Regions from separate parts of the Homo sapiens genome. Here regions 1, 2, 3, 4, 5 and 7 are each linked to region 6. A link is a loop called in an ENCODE intact Hi-C map of the cell type or tissue named here. Cell type or tissue: IMR-90. All regions are shown on one strand.

Evidence for each region. A loop is a pair of places that touch in the nucleus more often than their neighbours do. Peaks named below come from ENCODE experiments on the same cell type or tissue, not always from the same donor. Only the 100,000 strongest peaks of a DNase experiment are listed, where the experiment ranks them.
Region 1: a loop joins it to region 6, with 15 times the contacts of the local background. A loop is called at or near these places in 95 of 110 quality-filtered maps.
Region 2: a loop joins it to region 6, with 7 times the contacts of the local background. A loop is called at or near these places in 86 of 110 quality-filtered maps.
Region 3: a loop joins it to region 6, with 8 times the contacts of the local background. A loop is called at or near these places in 13 of 110 quality-filtered maps.
Region 4: a loop joins it to region 6, with 5 times the contacts of the local background. A loop is called at or near these places in 83 of 110 quality-filtered maps.
Region 5: a loop joins it to region 6, with 9 times the contacts of the local background. A loop is called at or near these places in 15 of 110 quality-filtered maps.
Region 7: it touches region 6 in a loop (19-fold over the local background); 28 of 110 quality-filtered maps call a loop at or near these places.

The regions. Positions count from the first base shown.
Region 1 is chrX:107,657,560-107,661,559 of GRCh38, forward strand. No RefSeq gene overlaps it. Among named protein-coding and RNA genes, the nearest start is that of PRPS1, 31 kb to the left of the region's middle. In IMR-90, a CTCF peak has its summit at 2,369; a DNase peak (open chromatin) is centred at 2,392; H3K27me3 peaks cover 154 bases.
Region 2 is chrX:107,716,457-107,720,456 of GRCh38, forward strand. All of the region lies in intron 1 of TSC22D3 (TSC22 domain family member 3), which reads right to left. Among named protein-coding and RNA genes, the nearest start is that of TSC22D3, 57 kb to the right of the region's middle. RefSeq lists an enhancer at 226-305. In IMR-90, a CTCF peak has its summit at 1,807; DNase peaks (open chromatin) are centred at 645 and 1,795; H3K4me3 peaks cover 837 bases; H3K27ac peaks cover 484 bases; H3K27me3 peaks cover 667 bases.
Region 3 is chrX:106,892,414-106,896,413 of GRCh38, forward strand. No RefSeq gene overlaps it. Among named protein-coding and RNA genes, the nearest start is that of RIPPLY1, 8.9 kb to the right of the region's middle. RefSeq lists an enhancer at 2,242-2,766. In IMR-90, a CTCF peak has its summit at 2,123 (motif pointing right); DNase peaks (open chromatin) are centred at 2,148 and 2,918; H3K27me3 peaks cover 625 bases.
Region 4 is chrX:107,675,120-107,679,119 of GRCh38, forward strand. No RefSeq gene overlaps it. Among named protein-coding and RNA genes, the nearest start is that of PRPS1, 49 kb to the left of the region's middle. RefSeq lists silencers at 1,236-1,295, 2,126-2,245. In IMR-90, no CTCF peak of the experiment used is centred here; a DNase peak (open chromatin) is centred at 1,972; H3K4me3 peaks cover 761 bases; H3K27ac peaks cover 489 bases; H3K27me3 peaks cover 551 bases.
Region 5 is chrX:107,024,028-107,028,027 of GRCh38, forward strand. No RefSeq gene overlaps it. Among named protein-coding and RNA genes, the nearest start is that of MORC4, 26 kb to the left of the region's middle. In IMR-90, a CTCF peak has its summit at 1,710 (motif pointing right); no DNase peak of the experiment used is centred here.
Region 6 is chrX:107,774,904-107,778,903 of GRCh38, forward strand. It overlaps TSC22D3 (TSC22 domain family member 3), which reads right to left and starts at 884. Exons shown (of 3, transcript NM_198057.3): 1 at 197-884. The coding sequence starts at 516. It overlaps NCBP2L (nuclear cap binding protein subunit 2 like), which reads left to right and starts at 2,830. Exons shown (of 2, transcript NM_001348372.2): 1 at 2,830-2,955. RefSeq lists enhancers at 1-230, 231-807, 1,084-1,133 and silencers at 896-1,190, 1,164-1,223. In IMR-90, CTCF peaks have their summits at 981 and 2,453 (motif pointing left); a DNase peak (open chromatin) is centred at 2,428; H3K4me3 peaks cover 460 bases; H3K27me3 peaks cover 900 bases.
Region 7 is chrX:107,535,688-107,539,687 of GRCh38, forward strand. The region is part of intron 4 of FRMPD3 (FERM and PDZ domain containing 3); the gene reads left to right. All of the region lies in intron 1 of FRMPD3-AS1 (FRMPD3 antisense RNA 1), which reads right to left. Among named protein-coding and RNA genes, the nearest start is that of FRMPD3-AS1, 8.1 kb to the right of the region's middle. In IMR-90, a CTCF peak has its summit at 2,319; no DNase peak of the experiment used is centred here; H3K27me3 peaks cover 181 bases.

The DNA of each region.
Region 1 (4,000 bases), 120 kb before region 6:
CACACCCAAAAAAGAAAAAAAAGTGAAAACCCAAGGAACTCACCACAAGGAACTACTTTATCTTCCTAGAATGTTACATGCCTTTAAAAAAGCAGAAAGTGCACAATGCTTACATTTATAGCTAAGCTGGGTGCGGTGGCTCATGCCTATAATCCCAGCATTTTGGGAGGCTGAGGCGGGAGGATCGCTTGAGCCCAGGAGTTCAAGACCAGCTTGGACAACATAGTGAAACCCCATCTCTACAAAAAATCTTAAAAAATTAGCCAGGTGTGGTGACATGTGCCTATGGTCCCAGCTACTTAGGAGGCTGAGCTGGGAGGATTGCTTGAGCCCAGGAGGTTGAGGCTGCAGTGAGCTGAGATCATGATACTGCACTACAGCCTTGGTGACAGAGCAAGACCCTATCTCAAAAGAAAAAAAAATTATAGCTCAATGAATTTTCAGACACTGAACATACCTGTCATCCAGATAAAAAACCAGAAGTCCCCTCTTGTCCTCTTCCAGCCACTACTTTACTACACACAAGAGTAATCATTGCCTGGAGGCGTTTACCTGGCCTGCTTAGCAGTGGGCACTGACAGCTTGAGACCCACTCTGGCTCAAAGTTCTTTCCAGACTGTGTGTGTGCATATGGGTTCTTGCACATCTGTCTGACTTCCTCACCTAGGCACCTTAGGTTAGAAAGTTCTTCACAGACCTTGATTCAAATTTGAATTACATTAATTCCCAGAAGTGCAATGTAGTGGTTAAGAGTATGGGATTTGGAGTTGAACCTGATTTCAAATCCCAGCTCTATAACTTCTTGGCTGTATGATCTATAACAAGGTAATAACAGCACTGACCTCGGCATGATGTTGTGAGGTTTAGGAGAAACAACTCAGGCTGGGCATGGTGGCTCAGGCTTGTAATCCTAGCTCTTTGGGAGACCGAGGCAGGAGAATTGCTTGAGGCCAGGAGTTTGAGACCAGCTTGGGCAACATAGTAAGAGCCTGTCTCTACAAAATATATATTTTTAATTATCCAGGCAAGGTGGTGCACATGTTAGTTAGTCCCAGCTACTCAGGAGGCTAAGGTGGGAGGATTGCTTGAGCCTAGGAGCTCAAGGCCGCAGTGAGCCATGATCATGCCACTGCACTTCAGCCTGGGCAACGGAGTGAGACCCTGAGGAAGGAAGGAAGGAAGGAAGGAAGGGAAGGAAGGAAGGGAGAGAGGGAGGGAGGGAAAGGAAAGAGAAAGAAGGAAAGAGAAGGAAGAGAAAGGAAAGAGAGAAGGAAAGAGAAAGGAGAGAAGGAAGGAAAGAAGGAAGGAGAGAAGGAAAGAAGGAAAGAACGGAAGGAAGGAAGGAGAAAGGAAGGAGGGAGGGAGGGAAAAAAGGAGAAAGGAAGGAAGGAGAAAGAAAAGAAGGAAGTAGGAACAAAGAAAAGCAGAGAGAGAGAGATGAAGAGAGGGAGGAATTACGTGGTGAAGGATGAAGTGAACAGCGGTGCTTGGCATATAAGCCAGCCCTCAAACAAGGGTAAGTGTTACTATCCTTATTATTATTATTAAGGCTACTGTGAACACTAAATGATATAAATTATGTAAATTACCTGATAAGGTTCCTGGCACTCAGTAAGTGTTAGTTCCCTTCCTTCCTCCCTTCAGGGGAGGACTAGGGAGTAAGTACTTTTTGTAAGTTTGTTCTCCTGGGTTGAAGGGAGGGAAGGAAAAGCTCCAAGGAGGAGAGTGGCTGTACTGTGGGTGGTGTCCTTCTCAGTACTTCCTGGGAGTATGCGGTGTGACAGCTCCCACCACCTCTCTCTGCCTCCCTTTGTGCCCCTACTCAGGACTCCATCAGCAAAGGCCTGGATGGAGCAGAAAGCAATGATGATGGGAAAGCCAGCCCCTCTCTACGGGTTGAGGTTCACTTGGCCCCATAGTTTGAACACTATTCTACTTCCCTCTCAGTATGGTGGAGTAAGGGCCCTGGAGGGCTCTGGGCTAGCACAGGTGCACATCCTAGCTCGGCCTCTGTGAGCCCTTTCTTCCCTTTGGCAAATGCCACTGACTGCTATGCCCAGGCTGCCTCAGTGAAGTCCCGAGATGGCTCCCAGTACCCCAATTTGGGGGTTCCTGGGAGAGCTTGTCACCAAATGTCCAAATACAGTTTGACATAACCTTCATTTTCAAACTATGTCACATTTCTGTGAGGATACAGTATCTTGAAATTAAACAGATCTAGGGCATTACAGTTCCACAAAGTTTTGGGATCAGCTACTCTCATAATTGAATGTAATTTATGAACTCCTGATCCACCTTGTTCCTCTGCAGAGAAATTTGCTACAGCCTCTAGATTTATGAAATTGCCCTTCTCTCTGCAGACAGCAGAGGGCCTCATTAGCACAAACTCAATGTCACTGGCAAATATATGGGAAGGAAAGTTTGCCAAGGTTCTAGAAGCACAGCAAAACTTTGATTAACATAAATAGGCAAGAAAATTGGCCAGTCAGCTTAATTCCCTAAAAAAAACCCTGGATTTCCTGAGTTAATAGGGGTTGAGCAGAAGCTTCTTGCTGTTCCACCCTTTGTGGTCGAAAATTCATCCAAAATTCCCAAATCCTCTTTGCTCCCTCAGCTGGTAATAGGGATCCTGGATAGAGTTGCCAGATTTAGAAAATAAAAATACAGGCCAGACGCGGTGGCTCACGCCTGTAATCCCAACACTTTGGGAGGCTGAGGTGGGCGGATCAATTGAGGTCAGGAGTTTGAGACCAGCCTGGCCAACATGACGAAACCCCATCTCTATTAAAAATACAAAAATTAGCCAGGCATGGTGGCACATGCCTGTAATCCCAGCTACTCAGGAGGCTGAGCCGGGAGAATCACTTGAACTTGGGCAGCAGAAGTTGCAGTGAGCTGAGATCGCACGACTGCACTCCAGCCTGGGTGACAGAGCATGACTCCATCTCAAAAAAACAAAAATTAAAAAAAAGGCCGAGTGCAGTGGCTGACGCCTGTAATCCCAGCACTTTGGGAGGCTGAGGCAGGCAGATCACTTGAGGTCAGGAGTTCGAGACCAGCCTGGCCAACCAACATAGTGAAGCCCCGTCTCTACTAAGAATACAAAAATTAGCTGGGCATGGGCCTGGCGCGGTGGCTCACGCCTGTAATCCCAGCACTTTGGGAGGCCAAGGCGGGCAGATCACCTAACATCGGGAGTTTGAGACCAGCCTGACCAACGTGGAGAAACCCTGTCTCTACTAAAAATACAAAAAAGAAATTAGCCGGGCATGGTGGTGCATCCCTGTAATCCCAGCTACTTGGGAGGCTGAGGCAGGAGAATCGCTTGAACCTGGGAGGCAGAGGTTGCAGTGAGCCGAGATCACGCCATTGCACTCCAGCCTGGGCAACGAGCGAAACTCTGTCTCAAAAAAAAAAAATTAGCTGGGCATAGTGGCAGACACCTATAATCCCAGCTACTCAGGAGGCTGAGGCAGGAGAATCACTTGAACCTGGGAGGCAGAGGTTGCAGTGAGCTGAGATCACGCCACTGCACACCAGCCTGGGCAACAGAGTGAGACTCAGTCTCAAAAAAAAATTTTTTTTTTAAAGAAAATAAAAATATAGGATGTCAGATAACAGGTCTGGACATTATATATTGAACCATAAGACTCCGAAAGATGGAGAGAAGGCAGATCCAGTAGAGACCTCAGGACCTGAGGCAGTGAGTTCCCCGGGTTTTCTTTTTGCCTCACATATCCCAGACTGGGTTCTAGAGAGACTGGCTACCCAGAAACTCCAGTGGGTACACACAAAAAAAGCCCTAACAAAATCTGGCTCTCTCTAGGGAAAGGACCAGGCAAGAGGCAGCCTATCAAGACATAAAACCTTTAGACAATAACCAAACACCACAAAGCCAACTGGCCCCACCCCACCCATGTCAGCAAGGGCCAAGTGGGAAGCCAGGTTACAAGAAGGTATTTCCAATCTCCCACCAGGTTTCAGAAAAGGCCAGTACAGA
Region 2 (4,000 bases), 58 kb before region 6:
GCTGCAGCAGCTGGTTTTCACGGCGCAGCGGCCGCAGGGACGCTTCGATGACGGATCCCAGAGCGGCGGTGACCCCCCCCTTCCTGCGTCCCCTCCCCCCCGCCCCTTCCCAGGATGCTGCACCGCGGGGAACAGGGACCGGCGGCACACAGCTCGCTCAGAGACCGGGCTCCTAGCCCAGCTCCGGCCGGCGCCCCGGCTCGGGAGGCGCCGGAGCTGGGGCCAGCGGTTACCTGTTGTCCAGCTTAACGGAAACCACATCCCCTCCAAGCAGAGAAGAGAAGAAGGAGATGGAGAAATTGTGCAGCTGGTAGACCGCCACCTCCATGGGGGTCTGATACATTTCGGTGTTCATGGCTCGGGCTGCTAGGAAGCTCTGGCCGGGTTTCGTGCGGGGCTGGGCGGCTGGGCGGCTGGGTGGCTGCTGGCAGGCTGCGCTGGGCTGGGCTCTGCGCTGGAGTCCGGCCCTGAGGCTAGGAGCGGGGCGAAGGCTGCAGAACGAACCCAAAGCCAAGCAGGCGCTCCAGCTGGAGTTGAAGGGAAGTGACTCGAGGGGTGTCACCTCGTATGTCACAAACTCCACGGCCGCCAGTCCAACCCAGACTCGGAGATATTTTGGCTCCTGCTTCTTTATATAGGAGGAGCCGGCTGCGTCACATGGCGTCAGGGGCCATGCAAATGAGTCCTGTACCGGGCTTTGTGGCCCAGTTAAACCACATCCCCTCCCTGAACCTTAGGCTGGGACTGTAAACAGTTCAGCACTTTCTTGTACCAACTGGCATCTCCAAAGAAGGCTCTGGAGATCGATAAAAACCAAACTGGAGCTGATTTCTAGAGAAATAAGAAATACAAATGCCCTAACAAGAGGCAGAGGGCATTCAGTAAAGAACAGCGCTAGTTTGAAAAGCTCTTCTTCAGGTGGCAGCCAGCATGCCCCCATGGCTTTGCATGCTCTCCCATGTCATACTCCCTGGACACGCGCCCTCACCATCACGGCCTCACCCTCTTCCCAGTCACTGCCCTCTCAGTCTCTCCCCTGCACACATACTTTGTCACCTGCACATTCACTCTCTAATCAACTCAGCTTTCCCCTCACCAGCCAGCTGGCCTGCCGACCTGCCCTGAACCCCAGCACTCATCCACTTGCCCCTTCCTCTGAATGTTCAGGTGTGGGAGTACTTGTCTGTGGACCGGCACATGTACAGATCTGTGACATGCATGTAATGCATGCACAGGTCCATGCTAATCTACAGATGCATATGTATGGAGGAGAGGGTGTCCGGGAGCTGAGGTGAGTGGGTGAACATGTATGGGAGAGCAGCTAGGTGGGTGACAGAGGAGGTGAGGAGGAGACAGGGTATTGGAGTGAGCACTGGAGTGACCACAAGATGCCAGCCCTTTTCTCTTTAGTCTCCACATTCTACTCTTTGAAGAAAATACATTCAACATTATCCAGGATCCCGTGTCTCTATTTTTTAAAAACACAACTTTGTTACTTTTCTTTAAAACAGCGAATGACAATAACACTCCAAACCAAAGGTATACATTTATATAAACGATCCCAGGAAAACACCTGCCCTGTGATGGGCCCAGCCATGCACAGCATTAGAGGTACTTCAGGAAAAACAGACTCCAAACCATAAACAAGATGAGGTGATTGTTCCATAATAAAAGTTACACGTTTCCATTAAAATATATCTTATTTATATTCAGCCTCAAGCTGAGGGAAAAAAAATAAAGGCACCAGAGACTTGAGGTCCTTTTCTTCTGCTCCTTCCTAAGTGAGGCCACCTGGTGGACAAAAGCAGAATTTCCACCAGAAGGAGCAAGAGGGGCAGGGACAGGTGATGCAACCGGGAATATTATTTACACCAACTCAGGACCAAAGGAGAACATTGGGTTCCACCACATATACAACAGTTTGGATGAAGTTAAGGCCAGTACCCATGAATCAGTGCTCCACAGGCTGTGGTCCAAAGAAAGATCCTAACGCAATCATGCTATTGGAAAAGTACTGGGGCCTCTTATCAGCAAAGAAGGTAATTATTGTTTGCTTCAGGACATTTATCTTAACCAGGTGCCTGGCACTAACACCCTGGCCAAGGCCCCAGCCAAATGCAGTCTGAAGGCCTTGATTTCCTCCCGGCTTCCAGGGCAGTTATGCCACTGAACAGCCAACATTTTTGGCTATGGTGTGGTGCTCTATTGGTGGATTCCAGTGGTGATAATATGTGTACAAGAGCCATTATATTGCAAAGTACTGACCAATAGAACTAAGTAAACCTGCTGCACTAGCCCGGGATGGTGTTTTTCTTCATCTCACTTTAGGTGGGAGACAATAATGATCTCAGGACATTCTGTTAACTTTAAGACACAACCTCTCTGAACACGGTGTTTGCACTAAGACATGTGTAGTAGACAGAACAAAGTGCAGGCTATACTTATGGGTCATCAAGAACATTCACTAAAAAAAAAAACCTCTTAAATCAGGAGCTTAACTGGTATCAGAATTCCCTGATATATTAATATTAATTTGCCCTCTGCACCACATAGAGTTTTCTTGGTTCAGAAAGTCTCCGAGCTGACCTTTCATTGGCTTGTTAATTTTTCCTCAACTATTGCTTTCCCCTCCCCCGAAGATTCCAAGGAAGATGATGAGAAGAAAAGGGGACAGAGAAATAAGCTGGGCTGGCAGGGGAAAAACACCACCAGGAAAACAGGGCACAGGACAGAAGTAAAAACAGCTCCTTCAAGAGGGACTCCCTTATGTGGAGACAGAGGCAGAGAAATCCAGGTGGTATGGGAAGGGAAGGCAAAAGGGTTAAGGTTCCCAGCAAAGCTGCATTTGAATTGATCATTAATTTGTCTACGGCCATACCACCCTGAACACACCTGATCTCGTCTGAGTTGTTCATTAGTTATACTTCAATTATAAAAGCAAATTGAGTCTGAGACTCACTGACAATAATAGTTACTATTAATAGAGCATCAGCTATGGGCAGACACTGTGCTGGCTGCACCACCAACCCCAAGGTTTAGGCACTGTCACTATCATTTTACAGATGAAGAAACCAAGGGTCTGAGAGGCTACCTTGCCCAAGGCGGCAAAGGTAATAAATTACAGAGCTAGAACTGCAGCCCAGGGTCTTCCTGACCCAGAGATCAAATCTGTTCCTACTGCACTGATCAGTGGGGCAGGGAATAGGTTTGTTGAATGGTTAGAGGCTTGAATGAGTGAGTTGAGGAAGTTGGTAGGGGGTTTGGAGGTGCCAGAGAGTGGTAAGGAAGAAGAAAGGGTGAGAAGCAGCAGCCCTACTATTAGAGAGGTCCAGAGACTGCCTTTGAGTTCTGCGAGCCTTGGCTTTTCTGACACGTGAGGCAGAGGAGAGCTGCAATGGGTGACTGGAACAATATCCAACTGTCCAAATGAGCTTTATGAGACGGCCATGCTCAACCACATCATTCCAAAAGGCAGCCAAGCAATCCTCAAAGAAAGCTATCTGTTTGGGAAATAGGAGACATTAATCTAACAGGGTGGCTTCCAGAATGGAACGTGTAGGAGAGTGTACAATATTCCAAATCAAGTATGGAGTCTTGGCAGCACAATCACAATGCAGTCAAACTTTGAGTTCCTGGAGCCCCACTCACCGGCAACTCTTAATTAACTCCTTTTTCCCCCTATTCCAGCTTTTAGGAAAATGAGGTCAATAAGAAAACAAGTTCGTATCAAAGATTTAGTTAAAAAAAAAAAAAAAGACTTGGAAAGGAGGTCCCAGGTTCAGCCCAGACTCAGACAAGCTCTCATCCTCTCTACATCTCTGGTTCTGCTGAGTGAGATGTGATCACCCTGAGACCTTATGATCCTCCATTAGGAAAGAATGAATGGATCCCAGGGTCCACTGGCTCCCTAAGGGAAGAATATGGACTTAAATGTCTCTGTAGAAAGATTTTCTGGCCAGGCGCAGCGGCTCACGCCTGTAATCTCAGCACTTCAGGAGGC
Region 3 (4,000 bases), 880 kb before region 6:
CTGCTACTGACAGCCAAGCCTGCATCCTCTGCCCCCAAAGTAATATCAAATGACACTGAGAGCTTTGAGTTATTATCGTACTGCTTCTCTCAGTGCCTACAAACAGATGCTGCCATCAGGACCCATGCTGCTGACATGCATCAACACCTCCCAATTTTTGTGCTGACTAGGGACAAGGCTGCCCTTCTGAGACACTGATGGTTATGTCCAACACAAAAAGAGTGGCTAAGTCAAGCTGGCTGTGAGTACAGGACAGCAGCTAATTCTTTAGCAGTGCATGCAGCTTGGCTGAAAAGATAATGTTCACCTCTCTGCAAACCCATCATCTAACATTTAATTGTATTCTTTGCATGTTTCGGAGATGTAGCTGTCTTGGGTCACCAGTCCTGGCAACATGGCACCACTTCTTATAGGTAAAGAATCATAGTTTGATAGTTTCCTGGAGATACAACCTTGGCCTCAGTAGAAGCAGGAGATTGGTGTCAAAGTGTAGTGGTGTGGCCTTCAAAAGTAAGTTCTGTCCTGGATTACAAGTGCTTCATATTTAGTCAGAGCTTAAGGCCCTGGACGATTGCAAGGGTTGGTAGAAAGCACTGGACTCAACATCGAGATTCTGGAGGTTAGTTCTGACTCCTGCACTGACTTGCTATGCAACCTTGAGCAAGTCATTTCCCATGTCATCATCTTCAATATCCTCATTTAAAAATGTTACCGGGTACAGTGGCTCATGCCTGTAATCCAATTTGGAAGGCTGAAGTAGAAGGATTGCTTGAGCCCAGGAGTTCAAGACCAGCTTGGACAACAAAATGAGACCACTGTCTCTATTTAAAAAAAAAAAAAAACAGCAGAGCATGATGGCACACGCCTGCAGTCCTAGTTACTCAGGAGGCTGAGGTGGAAGTATTGTTTGAACCCACGAGTTTGAGGCTGCAGTGAGCTATGATTGAGCCACTACTCTCCAGCCTGGGTGACAGTGAGGCCCCGTATCTAAAACAAAATGAAAAAAAATGAGAGTACTGGGAGTATTAAGAGATTCAAATGAGATCACGGAGGTAAAGTTGCTTTGAAACACAGAAAGAGCGTAGCACCTGTGTAAAGCAAGCTTATTAACATTCCCAGAATATTGAAGGACAAAGATGTGCAGTCCAAGATTCTTGAAAGTGTGCATGGAGAAAAGCAAGTATCTTAGCCCATGTCTTTCCCATAAGCTTCAGGGGAGTGTGTTGACAGTAATTGGGGCACCAGGGTTTAGTAGAGCTAGATAGATAGTGTATTAGTCTGTTCTCATGCTGCTAATAGAGACATACCCAAGACTGGGTAATTTATAGGAAAGAGGTTTAATTGACTCACAGTTCCCCAGGGATGGGGAGGCCTCAGGAAACTTAGGATCATGATGGAAGGAGAAGCAAACAAGTCTTTGTTCACATGGCAGCAGCAAGGATAACTGCCAAGCAAATTGGGGAAAAGCCCCTAATAAAACCATTAGCTCTTCTGAGAACTCACTATCATGAGAACAGCAGCATGAGGTAACCGCCCCCATGATTCAGTTACCTCCCACCAGGTCCCTCCCGATGACATGTGGGGATTATGGGAACCACAATTCAACTTGAGATTGGGGGCAGGGGGGACACAGCCAAACCATATCAGATGGGAAAGGCAAGGGAAGTCAAAGTGGTGACGACTATTATGATAGCATGTGTCAAAAAAGAACAATTATTAGATGTGTATACATTCATATATACACCTATGCACAATGTATAGTAGTGTGTGTACATGTATATATAAATATATGTGCATGTCTCTATCACATCTGTAATGTGCCAAGTACTCTGCCAGCCCCTTACATATGCTGTCTCATTTAATTCTTACATTAACCCTGTTAAAATGGTATTATTATCATTCCTATTTTATACATGAAGAAACTAAGGCTTAGAGACATTTTCTCATGGTCACTTAGCTAACAAGGAGTCGAGCCAGTATTTGAACCCAGGTTTGGTTTAAATCCAGAGTCTGTCCCTATAACCACCAGGTACAAAACAGTGCTGGCCATAGAATCCTCTGGATGGATGAGCCCTGCTCATCCTGGGCTTTGTGCTGTAGGTTTAGAGCTCAGCCACTAGAGGGGGCTGCCTGTCTTGCTGTTAGCGAAAACGAATTGAATCGCTAGGGACTTGGAGGCCGCTGTTCTCTCCCTTGGATGGAAGACTTCTAGAAAAACCCAGAGCCTGACTCCAGCTGGTTCCTGGTCTCTCCCTCAACCTCTTTTAATTCACACTTGGTCCCAGGCCTCAAGGTGTCCCCAGTGATGGGGATAGCAATGCCTTTTTGTGACAGTTTACACACTTCTTTCCCCGTAGGCTGCAGGAGGCCAGGGTGAGCTGCCTGCCCTAAGGGACTTTCAGGGCTTCTCTGGGGGAATAAGGAGGAGGGAAGGAGGAGCCTAGTAGTTAAGAGCCAGGACTCTGTAGTCGCACTGTCCTGTTCTACCCCAGCTTCCCACTCATTGCCTGTGCTACTAACAGGTCACTTCACTTCTCTGAGTCCCAGTTTCTTATCTGTAAACATTAGGATGCCCCACCACCACCACCACCCAGTTCAGGATAAAGTGTGTGTGGTGCCAAGCACAGTGCCTGGGATAGAACGGGAGAGCTCAGCAATTGGTAGTTCCTCCCACTTTTCAGCCAGAGTGAGACATGCCCAGCCAGGGCCCATTCCACTCTGAGGCAGCACAGCACCGAGGGGCAGGAACAGAATTCCCTCATCCCCCTCTCACCCCTGGTAGCCCTGTGCCCACAGCCCAGGTGCTGTGAGAGCCTGCCACTGCCGGGCAGGAGGTCCCCAAACATTCCTCCCTCAGTGACACCTTTCAGAGGCCCTCAGTGTTTCCTGGCCCCTGGCCCAGAGTTCTTCATATCCTCTGACTCACTTCCCTGCAGCCAGAACTTAAATCTTTTCTCCCTTGCCCTCCCACAGATTTAATCCTTCAGCAAACCCTGTTGATTCCACCTCCTGAAAGCACAGGGCTCTGGTGTCAGGCAGCCCTGAACTCTAGTTCTGCCACTTACCATTAATGTAACCTGGAGCAATTGCTGTCATCTCTCAAATCTTGGATCGGTCATTTATTAATTACGTGACCTTAAGATTCCTTAACCTCTCTGAACCTCAGTTTCCTCATCCATAAAACAAGGAAAATAATAGTGCTTGAGTTTTAGGGTTGCCATAAGGATTCAATGAGGTAAAATGTGTAAAAAGCCTGACGCTTAGAAGGTGCCACAATTTACCAACTGTGTGATTTGGGGCAAGTTTTAAAAACCACTCTAAGCCTCAGTTTTCCCAACTGTACCTATCCTTCAAAGTTGTTGTATTAAAGGAGTTAATCCATGTAAGGTTCATAACAAGAATTCCAGAATTATCAGCTGTTCTAACTCTTATCCTCCTAGGTATCCTATTGTCTAGTCTTCTCTGGACAGGGAAAGCCCCACTCCCACACCTGTGGGTGTCACCACCTCCTACTCCCCCGCCCCCCTGCCACCCCGCACTGTGACTTTATGGCTCTCTAGTGGACAGACAGTTCATCTCCTCTCTTCTCCAGTCTCCTGTTGTAAACTGGTGACCTGACTTCACTGTTTTACTTGTCATGGCCTGGTGTTGGTTCCTGTATTTTTTACTTAATCACTGCTGACAAGGCTTGTAGCATCTTCCATGCAGGCACACAAACCCAGGCACAGAAACCCAGCTAACTCTTAGTTTTCTCATTAATAAGTGGGGATAATAATAAGACCTATCTCTAGGACTGTTGTGATTACAAGTACCACACAAGATGATGGGTGTAACGTCAGTAGCAAGTGCTGTGGCACCCGCTGTCAGAGCAGTCATTCCTTGTTGGCTTTCTGTATCTGGGTTTCTGTGTTTCCATGGAGGTTGTCACGAGCCTTGCCAGCCAGGGGATAAACCAAAAACACAGGAACCAACACCATGTTCCTGATAGGCCAAAACAGTG
Region 4 (4,000 bases), 100 kb before region 6:
CCCCAGCAAACATGGGTCCTAAGCTTGTTGAGACCATGCTCTGTGACAGTCTAGAGTCTTCATCAGACAGCCATGTCCATCATCTGGGGAAAAGGGAAAAGGCTCAGAATAGGAAGAAAGATGAAAGATGGGGCCTCGGGGCAGAGATTGGTGAAGTAGAGGCAGTGTAGTGAGGCGGAAAGAGTTCAGGCTTTGTCACTTAGTGGCTGTGCAACATCAGGAAAGTTACTTAACCTCTCTGAGCTCCAGTTTCTGCGTCTTTAAAACTTGGGTAATAATCTTTGCCCTAAAGGTTGTTGTGAAGATTTAAGTGATTCACAAAATATATAAAGCACTAAGCACATAGTAGGTCCTCAAGAAATGCTTGGCTGTCCATTTGGAGAAGGGAGAAATAAGATGAGAAGATTTTATAAGGAGGCTACTAAGCAGTAATTTTCCCACACTCATGGAAACTGGAACAAAAAGAAAGACTATGGCTGGAGTAGAAAGGATTTGGGTGGGTTTGGGAAGAACCTGGTGACTGTCAGAAGTTGCAAACTGGTGGCTAACAGACTGAATCCAGCCCTTGGGCAGGTTTTGTTTGGCCTGAACAGTGTTTTCCATAAATTTGAATTAGTTGCCAACCTTTTAAAAAGTGGAAGATTTCACATAAAAATCCACATATTGGCTTCTTTTGCAAAAAAGCAGAGAATCTAGCAACTCTGGACCCTCATGGCTGCATGGCAATGATTGTGGGAAGGGAGTAAGGGCCGTTTGTTTTAGAGGGTTTTTCATGCCAGTGCTTTGCAAACCGTAATGTGTGTAATTGCGACATCCAGACGGAGCAAATCCTTAGAGACAGAAAGTACAGCAGCGGTTGCCCATGGCTGTGGGGAGGGAAATGGGGACTGACTGCTAAAGGGTCTGGGGTTTCTTTTTGGAGTGATGAAAATGGAACCAGATAGAGGTGGTGGTTACACAACATTCTGAATATACTAACAACTTCTTAATTGTACACATTAAAAGGGTGAATTTTATGGCATGTGAATGATACTTTAATAGGGCTGTTATTTTTAAAATGCAAATGCTGATTCAGTAGATCCCAGCTGGGGCTCAAGATTCTGCATTTCTGACAAGCTCCCAGTTGTGGTTCATGCTGCCGGGCTTGGGACCAGCTCTGAGCAGCGAGCTCTTGCACTGCTGGTTTTCAGAGTCAGCTGCACATTGGAACCACCTGGGGAGTTTAGAAAAACACTCCTGCCTAGGTCTCACCCCCTGGGATTCTGATAACATTGGTGTAAGGTGAGACCCGGGTGTCCGGATTTGTAAAAGCTCCCCAGGTGATTATAATTTGCAGCCAATTTTGAGAACCACCCTCTTGTACCCTGGCCACTTTCCCCTTTCCCCTTACCTGCCTAGGCAGGCTCTCAGGCATTTGACCCCTGCTCTCCTCTAAACCCCAAAGCTTGGCTTCCAAGGCTGTGCCAGGGCGGCCAGCCCTGCCTGCCTCTCCACCTCCTCCCTGCCCACCCCTCATCCCACTGTAGTTCTGGGATTCTGAGGCCAAACCTTCATTGCCTCCCCCACTTTTTCCCGCCTCCCTAGTTAGCGGAGCTTGTTTTGTTTTCTTGGGCAGCTTTGAGTGAGGACATGTGTCAGAGGCGTTTGGAAAATCTAAAGAACTCACGTCCTTCCCTGGTGCCTCTTGTCCCCACTCCAGTCACCCGGAACTCACCAGGAGCCCCAGGCAGGGCGAAGCGTCCCGGTCCCGCCCTCGTCTGGCGGCCGCATGGAGGCCCACATGCCTTACGCTCCCCAAGCCGGGGCCGCGTGGGGCGACATGTGCTGCCGGTCACAGGGGAGGGTGGCCAGAGGCAAGTGATGCTGATCAGCATGGGCTTGGAAGCCGCCTAAGAACCAACCACAGCGACTTTTCCAGTGGGATGAGGAGGACGGGGAGGAGAAAAAAGTGGGCGGGGGCGGGGGAGGAGATCTTACACCAAGGCTTACTGGGTAATTTATTATTGCGTGAGAGCGTCTTAGAGCAGCAGCCCTGATCAACGTCCAGACATAGCAAGTCATTCCAAGTGAAAAGAGGTTACAACCACAAAAAGACAGAACATTTCGTTCTGAGTGGGAGGGAGACAGCTGGGCAAGGCCAATGGAAAGGCCCCCCAGCCAGGCTTGCTTTTAAAGTACTGCTACCATTTCCCAGCTATTTTAAGCATAACATCGCCAATTTTTTTCCCCCACTGACTACCTGTTTTCTCTGTGAAGGCGGCTTGAATGCAGCTGTGTGTGTCCTCTTTTTCTCAGGTGCTTGCTTTTTTCCTAGAGATTGGAAAGGAGTTAATGAGATTCTACCTAGAAGGTACGGAAGAAGCTGGGAAATAAAGCTGACAAATCAAGGACTTGATTGCCAAGGCGATCCTAATTGATTTAGCACCAGGGACATTTTCACACTTGCTCTCCATAACTCATCTGAGGTGGAGGGGAAGTAAGTGCCTTTGGAGAGACCTGTGGGCACTTTGGAGAGCAAAAAACGCTGCCTCCGGTGGTGGGTCAACCTCAGGAATTCCCTCTCTTTTCAAGAATAGCTTTCCCGGCTGGGCATGCTGGCTCACGCCTGTAATCCCTACACTTTGGGAGGCCGAGGCGGGTAGATCACTTGAGGTCAGGAGTTCGAGACCAGCCTGGCCAACGTGCTTGAAACTCCGTCTCTACTAAAAATACAAAAAATTAGTGGGGCATAGTGGTGCATGCCTGTAATCCCAGCTACTCAGAAGGCTGAGGCAGGAGAATCACTTGAGCCCAGGAGGCAGAGATTGCAGTGAGCCAAGACCCTGCCACTGTACTCCAGCCTGAGCAACAGAGCCAGACTCCGTCTCAAAAAACAAAACAAAACAAAAAAGAAAAGATTAGCTTCCCCCTTGGGTTTTCAGTGGTTGGTGTGAACTGTGGCACGTGGATGCCTGCAAGAGAGCAATCGAAGGTGGCAGTGCTGGGCTGGACTGAGGGGGCTGCCAGGAGGGCTATGTAGGAGGTGATCTTTTGAGCTTTTTAAGCTTCTTGTTCCTTCCTTCCACCCAAGAGATCAGAAACTCAGCTGGGGTGGAGGCTGTGGCCCCGGGGAAGCCCAGCTTTGGACAGGATGGGAGCTGGACATTCTCAGAAAGCTCAGTCCCTTGGTGGCTGCTTCCCCACATGGAAAAAGTGTTGACGGGACAGACTCTCAGCGTCTCTTCTGCCCAGCCTGGCTTAGCCAGCTTGCTCTCTGTCCCTGTCCTTTGTTCCCTGTCTCTGGCTCCTTCTCCTACAATGGCACAAGACAGAAAAGGCAAAGTGCTGAGGTATAGAGGGCAAGTGGCTCCGAATTAGGGTGAAAGTCCCAGGGAGAACTGCCATCTGTGGAGCAAGGACTGAGATTGTCTGAGAAGGATCCATGAGGAAGCTCTGTGGCCAGGCAATGGTGGCCCGAAGGGGATGGTCCTGAGCTGTGGCCTTGGGGAAAAAGGTCTGATGAGGGATGAGGGAACCAAGAGGGGACGATGGGCATAAAATCGAAGGGGGATAATCATAATAACTAACGCTTATTAAATCCTTACTATGTGCCAGATGCAAGGCTAAATGCTTACCTGAATAATCTCATTTAATCCTAGCATGTACCTTTATTATCACAATTTTGCACTTTGGTAGCGGACATTCTGGCTCAGAGAGGTTGAGTAATTTGTCCAAGTTCTGCAGCTAGTGAGGGGAGAATGAAGCCTAGAACTCAGATGCATCTGAGTTTAGAGCCACTCCCCTTAACCACCATACTAGGCAGCCTCCCCACTAACTACATAATGGCCTCAGAGGTTACCAAGGAAGGTGCTGGCAACTCCATCCCAAGCCCCGAGGGACCACTGCTTCCCAGATCCTAGAGAAAGACAGCAAGGATCTTGGGCAAATTCTAACCCTACCTTTGCATCCCATGGGGAAGAGCCCTTCCCTGCTATCACCCTCCTCCTGTCCCTGATGAAGC
Region 5 (4,000 bases), 750 kb before region 6:
TGTTGTTGTTGTTGTTTTGTTTTGTTTTTGTTGAGACAAAGTCTTGCCCTGTCGCCCAGGCTGGAGTGCAGTGGTACAATCTTGGGCCACTGCAACCTTCACCTCCTGGGTTCAAGTGATACTCCTGCCTCAGCCTCCCGAGTTGCTGGGATTACAGGCATGCGTCACCAGGTCCAGCTAATTTTGTATTTTTAGTAGAGACAAGGTTTCGCCATGTTGGCCAGGCTGGTCTCAAACTTCTGGCCTCAAGTGATCCGCCTGCCTTGGCCTCCCAAAGTGCTGCTGGGATTACAGACGTGAGCCACTGCGCCTGGCCAGCCTTTTCACTCTCTTAATGGTACAATTTGATGATCAGAAGTTCTTAATTTTAATATATTCCAATTTAATATTTCCCTTTAATGGTTAGTGTTATTTTTGCCTCCCATTTAAAAATATTTGTTATTCCAAAAATCATAAATATGCTTTATTATGTTATGCTCTAGAAGCTTTACTGTTTTGCCTCTCACATTTAGATCTACAATCCACCTTGAAATCATTTTTGTATAGGTGTGAGGTTGTGGCTGAGATTCATTTCTTCCTTCATTCCTTCTATAGACCTAGAACAATTAATTTAAAAGAATTCCTTTTCCCACTGCTCTGCAGTGTTATCTTTGTCACAAATCAAATGTCATATGTGTGTGGACCTATTTCTGGACTGTGTTCTGTTCTATTAGTCTATTTGTCTGTCCTTTTGAAAAGGCCACAGTCTTTATTAATGTAGTTTTATAAGTATTGCTATCTGTGTTAATCTTCCCTTTGTTCTTCTACTTTAGGATTGTCTTGGCTATTCTTGGCTCTTTGCATCACTTTCTAAATTTTAGAGTGAGCGTGTCAATTTCCACTCCCTGAAGAAAGAATGTGCTGAGATTTTAATTGGACTATATTATGTTTATAAATCAATTTGGGCAGAACTCACATCTTTGCAATATTGAGTTCTTCAAGAACTTAGTAAATTCCTCCATTTATTTACATCTGCTTCAATTTCTCTCACTAATATTTTGTAGGTTCTTGTGTAGAGGTCTTGTTAATCTAATTCCTAGGTATTTTATGTTATTCTAAATAGTATTTTTAAAATTTTTTCATTTACAATTACTTGTTGCTAGTCTATTGAAATAAAATTGATCTTTTACATAATGACTTTCTATTTAGTAAAATGGCCAAATTCACTTATTATAGTTTTTATCTGTAGATTATTTTGTCTTTCTATATACATACTCATGCCGTCAATACAGTTTTCCATGAATATGTGTGCCTGTGTATATGTATGTAATACAAATGTCCACTGGGAGACTGCAGCAAAGAGATGTCTCTCATGTGATATAAACTAATTTATCCACTGTAGTTATCACTGAGCAGTCACCCTGTTCTTTTCTCCTTTTCTGAATCCCATTTGTCTACAACTGCTGCCTGACGAGCTACTCAGAAAAGCATGACCACTGATACCACCTATAGTGTCAAGTAAACTGTCTCTGCATGCTTCAAAAATGCTCGCTCTTTAGGGTATCAAATCAGTACTGAGTCCCAAGAATAGGCAAAAAGGGCTTTTCCTATTCTGTATTACACTGTGTTGACTTAGATCTAAAGCTAACCCACTTACGCCCAGAATTTCAGAGCCTTTCTTGAATGTTCCCTGCCATTTCTGGTTTGTTCATCCTTCTCTAACCACAAGGGGTCACTCAGTACACAGGGCTGGGAACACATCCTATATTATCACCTCTGTTCTCTTTCTTCATCTCTTTTGGTTCCTCTCCCCAGAATAAACAAACAAACAAACAAACACTTCTCATAGTTTATCAATGGTAACAAATGGATATTAGTATGTGGAGAGTGGAGGGTAGACAGGGAGCTCATTACACTAGCTGCAGCCAACACAAGAGTTCCCATTATACTTTAGCCATAGTAAAATATTCGTAGTCTTTTGATTTAATTGATCCTTCCTTAAAATGGTGTGTGTGTTGGGTGGGGTTGCAGTCGCAAATACAGACATACCTTGCAGATATTGTGGGTTCAGTGCCAGAGCACCACAGTAAAGTGAATGTTGCAATAAAGTAAGTGACAAAAATTTTTTGGTTTCCTAGTGCATATAAAAGTTATGCTTACACTATACTGTAGTGTATTCAGTGTGCAATACCATTATGTCTAAAAAAAACCAATGTACATATCTGAATTAAAAACACTTTATTGGGCCGGGTGTGCTGGCTCACACCTGTAATCCCAGCACTTTGACAGGACGAGGCGGGCAGATCACCTGAGGTCAGGAGTTCAAGACCAGCCTAGCCAACATGGTGAAACCCCATCTCCACTAAAAATACAAAAATTAGGGCATGGTGGTGGGCGCCTGTAATCCCAGCTACTTGGGAGCCTGAAGCAGGAGAATTGCTTGAACCCGTGAGGTAGAGGTTGCAGTGAGCCAAGACTGTGCCATCGCACTCCAGCCTGGGCAGCAAGAGTGAAACTCCATCTCAAAAAAAAAAAAAAACTTTATTGCTAAAAAATGCTAACAATCATCTGAGCCTTCAGCTAGTCATTATCTTTTTGCTGGTGGAGGGTCTTACCTCAATGTTGATGGCTGCTGACTGATCAAAGTGGTAGTTGCTGAAGGCTGGGATGGCTGTGGCAATTTCTTAACATAAGATAAGAAATGAGTTTGCCACATTGATCGACTCTTCCTATCAGGAGAGATGTCTCTGTAGCACACAATGCCATTTGATATCATTTTACCTACAGTAAAACTTTCAAAATTGGAGTCAGTCCTTTCAAACCCTGCCACTGCTTTATCAAATAAGTTTATGTAATATTCTAAATCCATTGTTTTCTTTTCAACAATGTTCACAGCATCTTCATCAGAAGTAAATTCCATTTCAAGGAACTATTTTCTTTGCTCATCCATAAGAAACAACCCTTTGTTTATTCAAATTTTACCATAAGATTGAAGCTATTCAGTCACATCTTCAGGTTCCACTTCTAATTCTAGTTCTCTTGCTATTTCCACCATATCAGCAGTTATTTCCTCCAATGAAGTCATGAACTTCTCAAAGTTGTCCATGAGGGCTGGAATCGACTTCTTCCAAACTCCTGTTAATATTGATATTTTGACCTTGTTCCATAAATCACAAATGTTCTTAATGGCATCTAGAATGGTGAATCCTTTCCAGGTTTTCAACTTCCAGAAGGTTTTCAATTTTCAACTTTGCCCAGATCTATCAGAGGAATCACTGTCTATGGCAGCTATATCCTTATGAAATGTATTTCTTAAAAAAACAGAAATTGAAAGTCAAAATTACTCCTGCAGAATGGATGCTGTGTTAGCAGGCATGAAAACAACATTGATTTCCTTGTACATCTCCATCAGAGCTCTTAGGTGACCAGGTGCACTGTCAATGAGCAGTCATATTTTTAAAGGAATCTTTTTTCTGAGCAATAGGTCTCAATAGTAGGTTTAAAATATTCAGTAAACCATGCTATAAACAGATGTGCTGTCATCTAGGCTTTGTTGTTCCATTTATAGAGCACAAGCAGAGATTTAACATAATTCTTGGGGCCCTAGGATTTTTAGAATGGTAAATGAGCATTGGTATCAACTTAAAGTCACCAGCTGCACTGGCCCCTAAGAAAAGAGTCAGTCTGTCTTTTGAAGCTTTGAAGCCAGGCATTGAATTCTCTCTAGCTATGAAAATGCTAGATGGCATTTTCTTCCAATAGAAGGCTTTTTTCCTGCTACATTGAAAATATGTTGTTTAGTCACTTTCATCAATGATTTTAGCAAGCTCTTCTGGAAAACTTGCTGCAGTTTCTACATCAGCACTTGCTACCTCACCTTACACTTTTATGTTATAGAGAAAGCCTTGTTTCTTAAACCTTATAAATGAACCTCTGCTAGTTTCAAACATTTCCTCCGATGCTTTCTACCTTTCTCAGACTTCATAGAATTAAAGAGAGTTAGGGCATTGCTCTGGATTAG
Region 6 (4,000 bases):
AGGGCTTGCACCTGCCAGTCCTCCCCTCAGCTCCGCGGTACTCCAGGCAACCTCAAGGTCCAGTCACTGTAGCCTGAGTCAGACCTCCCCAGTACCCCTCCTGAACTTCCTAGTTGCCCCTTTTGCCAGAGATGAGGGTGCAGCAGAGGCTGGTGGGAGCAAGGACCGAGTTGCCGCCGTGTGCCGAGCCACCCACCTGTGGAAGAAGAGCAGGATGGAGAGCATGGTCTGGTCGATGTTGCGGTTGCAGATGCCCTCGTTGATCAGGTAGCAGGGGTCCCGCAGCACCGGCTCTAGCGAATCCTGCCGCATTATGCTGTTGAGCTTGTCGGTATTGAGGTTCTCAAAGACCAGCTTTTCCTGCAGCTGCCGAAAGTTGCTCACTGTAGGGCTGCCCGGGTTGTTGTTCTCCCCGCTGCTGCCTCGCTGGAGCCCACTCCGATGGGCCAGGTCCAGGCAGCAGTTGCAGCAGTCGAGGCCGACAGGTGAGCGGCAATCGAGCTTGGACTGGGCCATCTTCTCAGGCTCGGAGGTCGCCTGGCCTGCGAGGTCAGGGGCGGCTGGCAGGTGCGCGCCCACCGAGCTGGCCTGAGGGGACTCCAGGGTGCCTGGAAAAGACAAGCTGTGAGGAAAAGAGTTGGAAATTAGCGCCTAAAGCCAGCCACCTTCGGCTCGGCCCCCTTCTGGCTGTACTGCTCCGGGTGCGAATAGAAACAGCTGGACAAACAGCTCCGAGCGGATCCTTCGGGCTCACTTCCTCCTCTTCCTCCTTCTCCTCCCCCTCCTCTTGAGGCCGGGGGCCGCCCCCCTGAGGTGCCACACGCGGCCCCAGCGCAGTCCCAAGTTTCCCAAGTGTGAGCGGGGATTGGGGCGGACCTGTGGAGGCAGGAAGGGCGGGCAGCAGGGCAGAGGGAGAGCCAGGGCGCGCCCTTGCTCCCTCCCTCCTTTGCTCCCTCCCTCCCCGGTTTGCAGGCTCTCAGGCTCTCGGGCTCCCCTGGGCTGTGACGGCTGAGCGGTGGCAGGAGCTGAGAGCGAGTGAGCTAGTTAGCGGTCTGCACGCCCGGGAGTCAGCACTGGGATATGACAGCATGTAAATTACCCTAGAGGGGACGGCGGAGAACGGTCCTCCGCCACTTCTCCGGCTGGCGGGCGGGGGCCCCGAGCGGCTGGATCCTGTCCCTCCACCCCTCGCCCCACCCCGCCCGCACCCTTGTGCCCTGGCATCCACGCTGCCGCTCGCACCCTCGCCCGCGCTCCTGGGAGCCGGCCCGGCTCTCACTCTCTCGGCGAGCCGGACGCTTCGGTTCAGGCTCTTTCAGCGCTCATGGCGCATCCTCCGCCAGAAATACGCACGCAGCCCACCCGGGCTGCCGTGCCCCCTCAGTGGCCCGGTCTCGCGGGGCTCGAGCTCGGCGTGAGGGCAAATGTCTCTAGTCTCACCTCGAATGGGTCCCCCTACAGAAGAGACGACGCCCTCGAGAGCCCCAAGTGTTGTAGCCTTAAACTGCCGCCCTCCAAAGCCCCCCTTTTTCTGGGGGGGGGGCGTGCAAGGAGAGCGGTTGCCTCTGCAGAGAGTCAGAGAGTGCCAGGCACACATTAGGAGTACCCAATAAATGCCGTAAGCAAAACTCAGAGAAGCACGCTCAAACTCTCCTCAGTTTCTGTCTCTTTCTGCTTACTTAACGATATCGTCACCTCCTTTCCCCAGCTCGCTGTGTCCTCTCTTCCCTGAACCCCTCAGAGGCAGTCTCTGTCCCGGTTTCCCTCTGCCCCTTCGCCGTCTCTCCTCAGTCCTCCCCTTCCTTCTCTCTGCTCTTCTGCTTCCACTCATTCCACTATTTCCCTTATTTTTTCTCTTTTCTTTACCCATTTCCTCTACTTTCTCCCCCATTTCCATTCTTTTACCTTTCTTTCCTTATTTCTTTTCTCCTTTTCTCTATTTCCTCATTTCCCCTTTCTCCCCTTTCCTCTTTTCTCTCATTTTTCTCTCCCCTACCCCCGCCATTTCCCTTATTTTCCCCTCATTTCTTACTTCAGCACCCCCTCTTTTTCCTCACTTCACTTACCTTCTCCTATTTCTCCAAATTTGTTGTCCTTCTCCTTTTCTGAACCTTACCTGCCACCTTAGTTGATCTCCGTCTGTCGTTACCCTTTCAATAGATGTAGCGATTGCATGTTCACAGGCCTGAGGGGCGTGCCCCAGCTCTGTAAGATGGAGGGATGTTCTGGGTGGGCAAGTGGTGGGTTTCCAGGGTTTCTCAGGACTCAGAGACTTGGAATACTTTAAATGTGTAGGATTAAATAACGATTAGTGTCTGAAAAAACTAAACTTTTCATGACGTTCAGTTTTCACGTAAAACTGACTTACATTTCAGTCAGTACTCCCCACCCCCGCATCGGCTCCTTCATTCACAAGTCTGGCCTTTGAAATAGAGCAGCATATACTGCCATCTAGTGTCCAAGACGTTGAACGTTCTCTGCCTGCGTCACAGAAGCTCGGAGAGGCACCAGAGGTACCTCCTGGTGGAATCCACAGTGCGTTGGTTCCAAGAGTAGCAGGGAAGAAGTGTAGGAGGCGGAGCTGCTACACTAAGAGAGTTCTGTGGCCAAGCTAATAGGCAGGAACACGCTCCTACACTAAGAGAGCTCCAGCTAATAGGCAGGAACACCAATTAGGGCCAGAGCCGCCCTTTTTTCTAGTGGAGCTTCACTTGGCCTGAGTCCCTGCGGATTGGACTTCCATAGATTTGAAACTTCCTCCGGGTACCACAAGCATCAGGCCTGTGATTAAGAGCAAAGAGCGGCCAACTATTGTAACTCTTATTCCCAAGGCCCTGTGGGTCCTATATGTGCCCTGCAACTTGGGGAAAATGGAGGTGGGGTTGTGGTCTCTATGCTGTAGCAGCCGGAAAGCCAAAAACAAGCCGTACTTCTCGCTCTTGACAGGATCCCAAGGTCAGAGGTGAAAGAGGTGCTGGGGGTCACTGACCATACCTGCAAAACTGAGAGTATGGTCCTTTCGTTCTAACAGACTGCTGAGGAGTCTCTATTTCTCCTCTCAAAAGCAAACCCTTTAGATGTATTAATTTCCCTTTTTCTTCTTCTTCGCTTTTTTTTTTTTTAAATGTTCTTGGGTAAAAGCCAGAGGAGGTAGTAGAATATGAAATTTCATCTGCATTGTGTAGACTTATAGTCTACTAAATTGTTTTGTAATTACAGTGTTTATGTTTTTTCCTCTTGTTTATAATTATTTCATGTTAAACGTTATAGCAAAATATATTAGACCCATAAATGTTTATTTAAGTTGTGTTTTGTGAACTGCTGGGACTTTTGTTTCTATATTTGCCTGAGTCCTTTTATCTTTGTGCATAACCTTGGGATGAGGCCCTGGTAGAAGTATTTCCTTCTTGGCATTTGGCACCATTAAACTCAAGATTCTGTCCCCTTGACATTTCCCTTGTTGTAGTCCTTGCTCTCAAGCAGTATTGTTAATAATTCAGTACAGCTTTCCATACTATATCCAGGTTGATCAAGAGTAAATATAATTGAGATATAAAAAAACTACATAGTTCAGAGATAGAGTTCAGGAGCTGGTATGTATTTGCATACAAGTCCAGCTTGTATTGACATATTGCACACCTCCTCAGGAGAAGGCTGACTGGGCAGGGCCACCTTGGCTCCCTTCTGTGAAGCCTTGCTTTGCTGACATATATTGCGTTGGATGGAGAGACTCCAAGCAGCAAAACGTTTTGCATAAACTAAGAAAGCGGAGGGGGGCCCCCACTTCCAGACAGAGCTGGTAGCTTTCTGGGTGGAGCAGAAAGAGGGTATAAGGGGCATCTCTTTCTTGGATGAACTCATTCAACAGTCACTGTGTGCTTGTCCTGTGTCAGGTATAGTGTAAGTGGGGATTCAGAGGTAAACAAAACAGGACAAACTCCCAAAGACTTCATGGTCTAGCTGCAGAAACAGAGCTGCAGACAGACAAAAACAGTACAAA
Region 7 (4,000 bases), 240 kb before region 6:
AAAGGCAAAACAGAACAAAAACTATGTGCAATAGCAAAACCAGGAAATCAACAATGACACAACGTATGTATATGATTCAATATGAATTTATCACATGTGGGTTTATGTCTCCACCAACACAGTAAAGATACCCCATTTACCATAATATTGTTATTATACGTTGCATGCCTGTGTCAAAGTATCTTATGTGCCCTAGACATACATATATCTACTATGTACTCACAAAAATTTAAAACTTAAAAAAATCACTGGACAAGTCTGTCACCCAAAGGATTCCTCGTGTTGTCCTTTTATAACCACACTCACTTCACCGCCTACACCCAATCCCTGTCAACCACTTTACATTTCCCTAATTTTATTTCAAAAATATTATATAAATGGAAGCAAGGCACTGTGGCTCCTGTCTGGAATTTCAGCTACTTAGGAGGCTGAGATGGGAGGATCACTTGAGGTCAGGAATTTGAGATCAGCCTGAACAACATAGAATGAGACCTCGTCTCTAAAAATTTTCTTTTTAATTTAGCTAGGTGTGGTAGGGCACACCTGTAGTCCCAGCTACTTGAGAGGCTGAGGCAGGAGGATTGCTTGAGCCCAGGTGTTGGAGACTGCTTTGAGCTATGATAGCACCACTGTACTCCAGCCTGGGCAATAGAGCGAGGCCACTTCTCTAAAAAACAAGCAAAAATAATATATAAATATAATTATATAATATGTAACCTTTGGGGATTGACTTTCTTCACTTAGCAAAATGTCCTCTTAGCAAAATGTCCTCGAGATTCATCCAACTTGTTGCATGTATCAATATTTTGTTCCGTTTTATTGCTGAGTAGTACCCATGGTATTCCATGGTGTGGATGTACCAGTTTGTTTAATCATGTACCCGTTGAAGGGCATTGGGTTGTTTCCAGTTTTGAACTACTACAAATAAAGCTGCTATAATATTTGTGTACAGGATTTTTGTGGGCATAAGTTTTCATTTCTCTGAGATAAATGCCCAAGAGTACGATTGCTGGATCAAATAGTAAGTGTATATTTAGCCTATTAAAAAACTGCCAGACTGTTTTTCAAAGTGGCGGTGCCATTTTACATTCCCATGAGATATTATATTTACATGTTTATTGTCTCTGTCCCTCATTAGAATGTCAGCTCCATGAGGGTAGAGACTGTGTTTTGTTACTGCTGTATCCCCAGCACCTGGCACAGAGTAGGTGCTAATAAATATTGGTTGACGGAAGGAAGGAAACCCAGTTTCTAGCCAACAAAGCAACCTAAACAAAACTCAAGTGTCCAAACTTAGGTGCAGAATAAAGGGCGTAACACTCACCCCAATCTCTATCTCGACTTTCCCATCCCAGTGCCTCCAACATTTTCTTACCCCCTGTTCTGCTTACTCTGCAGGTCCCAACCCATGGCCCCTTTGCTGCGGCCAGGCTGATTTCCTTCTCCTTCTTAGGTACATTTCCTTCTTAGGTCTTACTGCCCCGTGGACTTTTGTCCTTTTGCTATTCCACATCTCTTCTAATACATGTCTGTTTCTTTTAAGACCTTGTTTGATACTCATGTTCTCCAAACAGCTTTGCCTGACTAATCTCAATGAGCATTTCCCTAATTTTTTCATTCACTCATCAAGCATTTATTAAATACCTACTATTCTGGACACTCTTCTAGGCTGGGAATATAGCAGTGCACAGGACAAACATAGTCCCTGCCCTCACAGAGCTTACATTCTAGTTCTCAGTCTTGTGCTCTCTAAATCCTTGGAGCATAGAAGTGGACGAGTACACACACACGGGGCTAATTGTCAAAACATTTAATGACCTGTACAGTAGGAGCCAATCCAGTCAAAATATAAGCCAGTAATAACACCGGAGCAGAATCTTGAAGGCCTCCTAGTTGTGCCAGATGTTAACCCTGTAGTTGATCTACGTTTGTAAGGAGGTCCAGGGGGAGAGGTCAGGTGGCATCCAGGAAGCATAGGGCAGTGCCTATTTACCAATCAGTGTGAAAGAATCTCTCTGTATTTTACAACTGGTATGGCCATCCCAGTGCATGCCAATTGAATGTCAGCCTTACCTACATGTGCAGTCGATCCTCATTATTTGCAGATTCCCTATTTGCAAATTTGCCTACTCCCAAAAATTTATTTATAACCCCCAAAATCAATAATCACGGCACTTTCCTGGTCATTTGCAGACATGTGCAGAGTGTGAAAATTTTGATTTACCCCATGCACACGTTCCCAGCCGAGGTCGGACAAGGTGATGCTCTGCCTTCTTGTGTCAGATCTCATACAGAGGTAATCAGAGGATGAAGACGATAGGGGGCAGTGCAGTGTAGTGCAAGAAAGAAACTGCAGTTCTGGGGCCAGTTGGACGGGGTTTGAATCTTGACTCTGGCACCTGTGAGTGGAGTGGCCTCAGGCAAGTCACTTAACACTTTTGAACTTCATTTTCTCTTTGTAAAATAAAGAACATAGAAGCTACTAGGATGAGTTGTTTTTACATTTTAACACCATAATTTATGTGAAATATTGGAGCAACAGTTCAGTATTCACTAATTCAGTGTTTATGGAAATGTCATAGAACGTAACCACCTTAACAAGTCTCCATTGACAGATCTTCTCTCTTTAGCTATACTGAAAGCTTCTTGAAGACCCCCAATATGTGTTTAATGTTATACCCCCTACATCACAGAAAATACTACTGTGTTCACAGCAGGCACTTGGCATCTCATGGGTGCAAGGAGACTGCTACCTATTACAGAACTCTTGTCATGTTAAAGTTTGATTACCACTACTTCCAGAAGACAACCTCCTAATAGGTCCAGGATGTGGCCTAGGAATCTATATTTGTTAAAAAAAAAAAAAAAAAAAAAAAAACCACTGGACCAGACAATCTGCAAGTCTCCTTCTATTAATAGCTCCTACATTATGTGGCTGATAATGGCCTAATACCTACTCCTACATACTGTGGCTGGTAATTTTATTTTATATATATAGAGTCTCACTCTATTATCCAGTCTGGAGTGCAGTGGTGCCATCTCAGCTCACTGCAACCTTTACCTCCTGGGTTCAAGTGACTCTCCTGCCTCAGCCCCCGAGGAGCTGGAATTACAGGCATGTGCCACTACACCGGCTAATTTTTGCATTTTTAGTAGAGACGATGTTTCGCCATGTTGGCCAGGCTGGTCTCGAATCCCTGACCTCAAGTAATCTGCCCGCCTTGGCCTCCCAAAGTACTGGGATTACAGGCGTGAGCCACCACACCTGGCCTGGTAATGGTTCTTGACCCTGTTTATCCATTATAACCATCTGAGAAGCTCTGAAAACTATTAATAGTCACTTCTGATTCATTCGAGCAGCAGAGACAGAAAAAAAAAAAGAAAACATGAAAATATTGATACTTGGGCTCTTGCCCTGACTCATTGAATTAGAAGCTCTGGAGATGAGGCCCTGGTATTGGTCTTTTGAAAAGGCTCACCAAATGATTCTGATATGGAGTCTCTCTCAGATGACATTTTCCTTGTAAGAGTGACTCATAGCATGGCAGACAATTGGGGAGAGGGGTCACAGGAGTTCTTTCCCAGGGCCCCTCAAACCATACTGCATAGATAGCCACTTAATAAGCTTCTGTGTACTTAAGGGTATTCCTTAATCTTTGAATTACCAACTAGTCCTCATGACTGACTGGATATTTATTAATCTTGAAATCTTTAGACCTTGGCACACAGTAGGCACTCAGTAAATATTTTTAAACGGATAAAGTACCGGATTATGACCAAGAATGACCCTGATAAAGCAAGTACAGACAATCTGTTTCAAATGAAACCCAGTTTTCTGGTTCTGAAAACAGCCTGTACTTAAAGAACTGGAATCCCTTCTGCTTGGAGCCACCTGCCCAGAAAAAGAAAGCCAAAATAATGGGAACCACCTCAGAGAAACTGGTTTTCTACAGAGCTTCCTGACGTATAGTGTTTGTCAGATGGTAGATACTCCAACCAT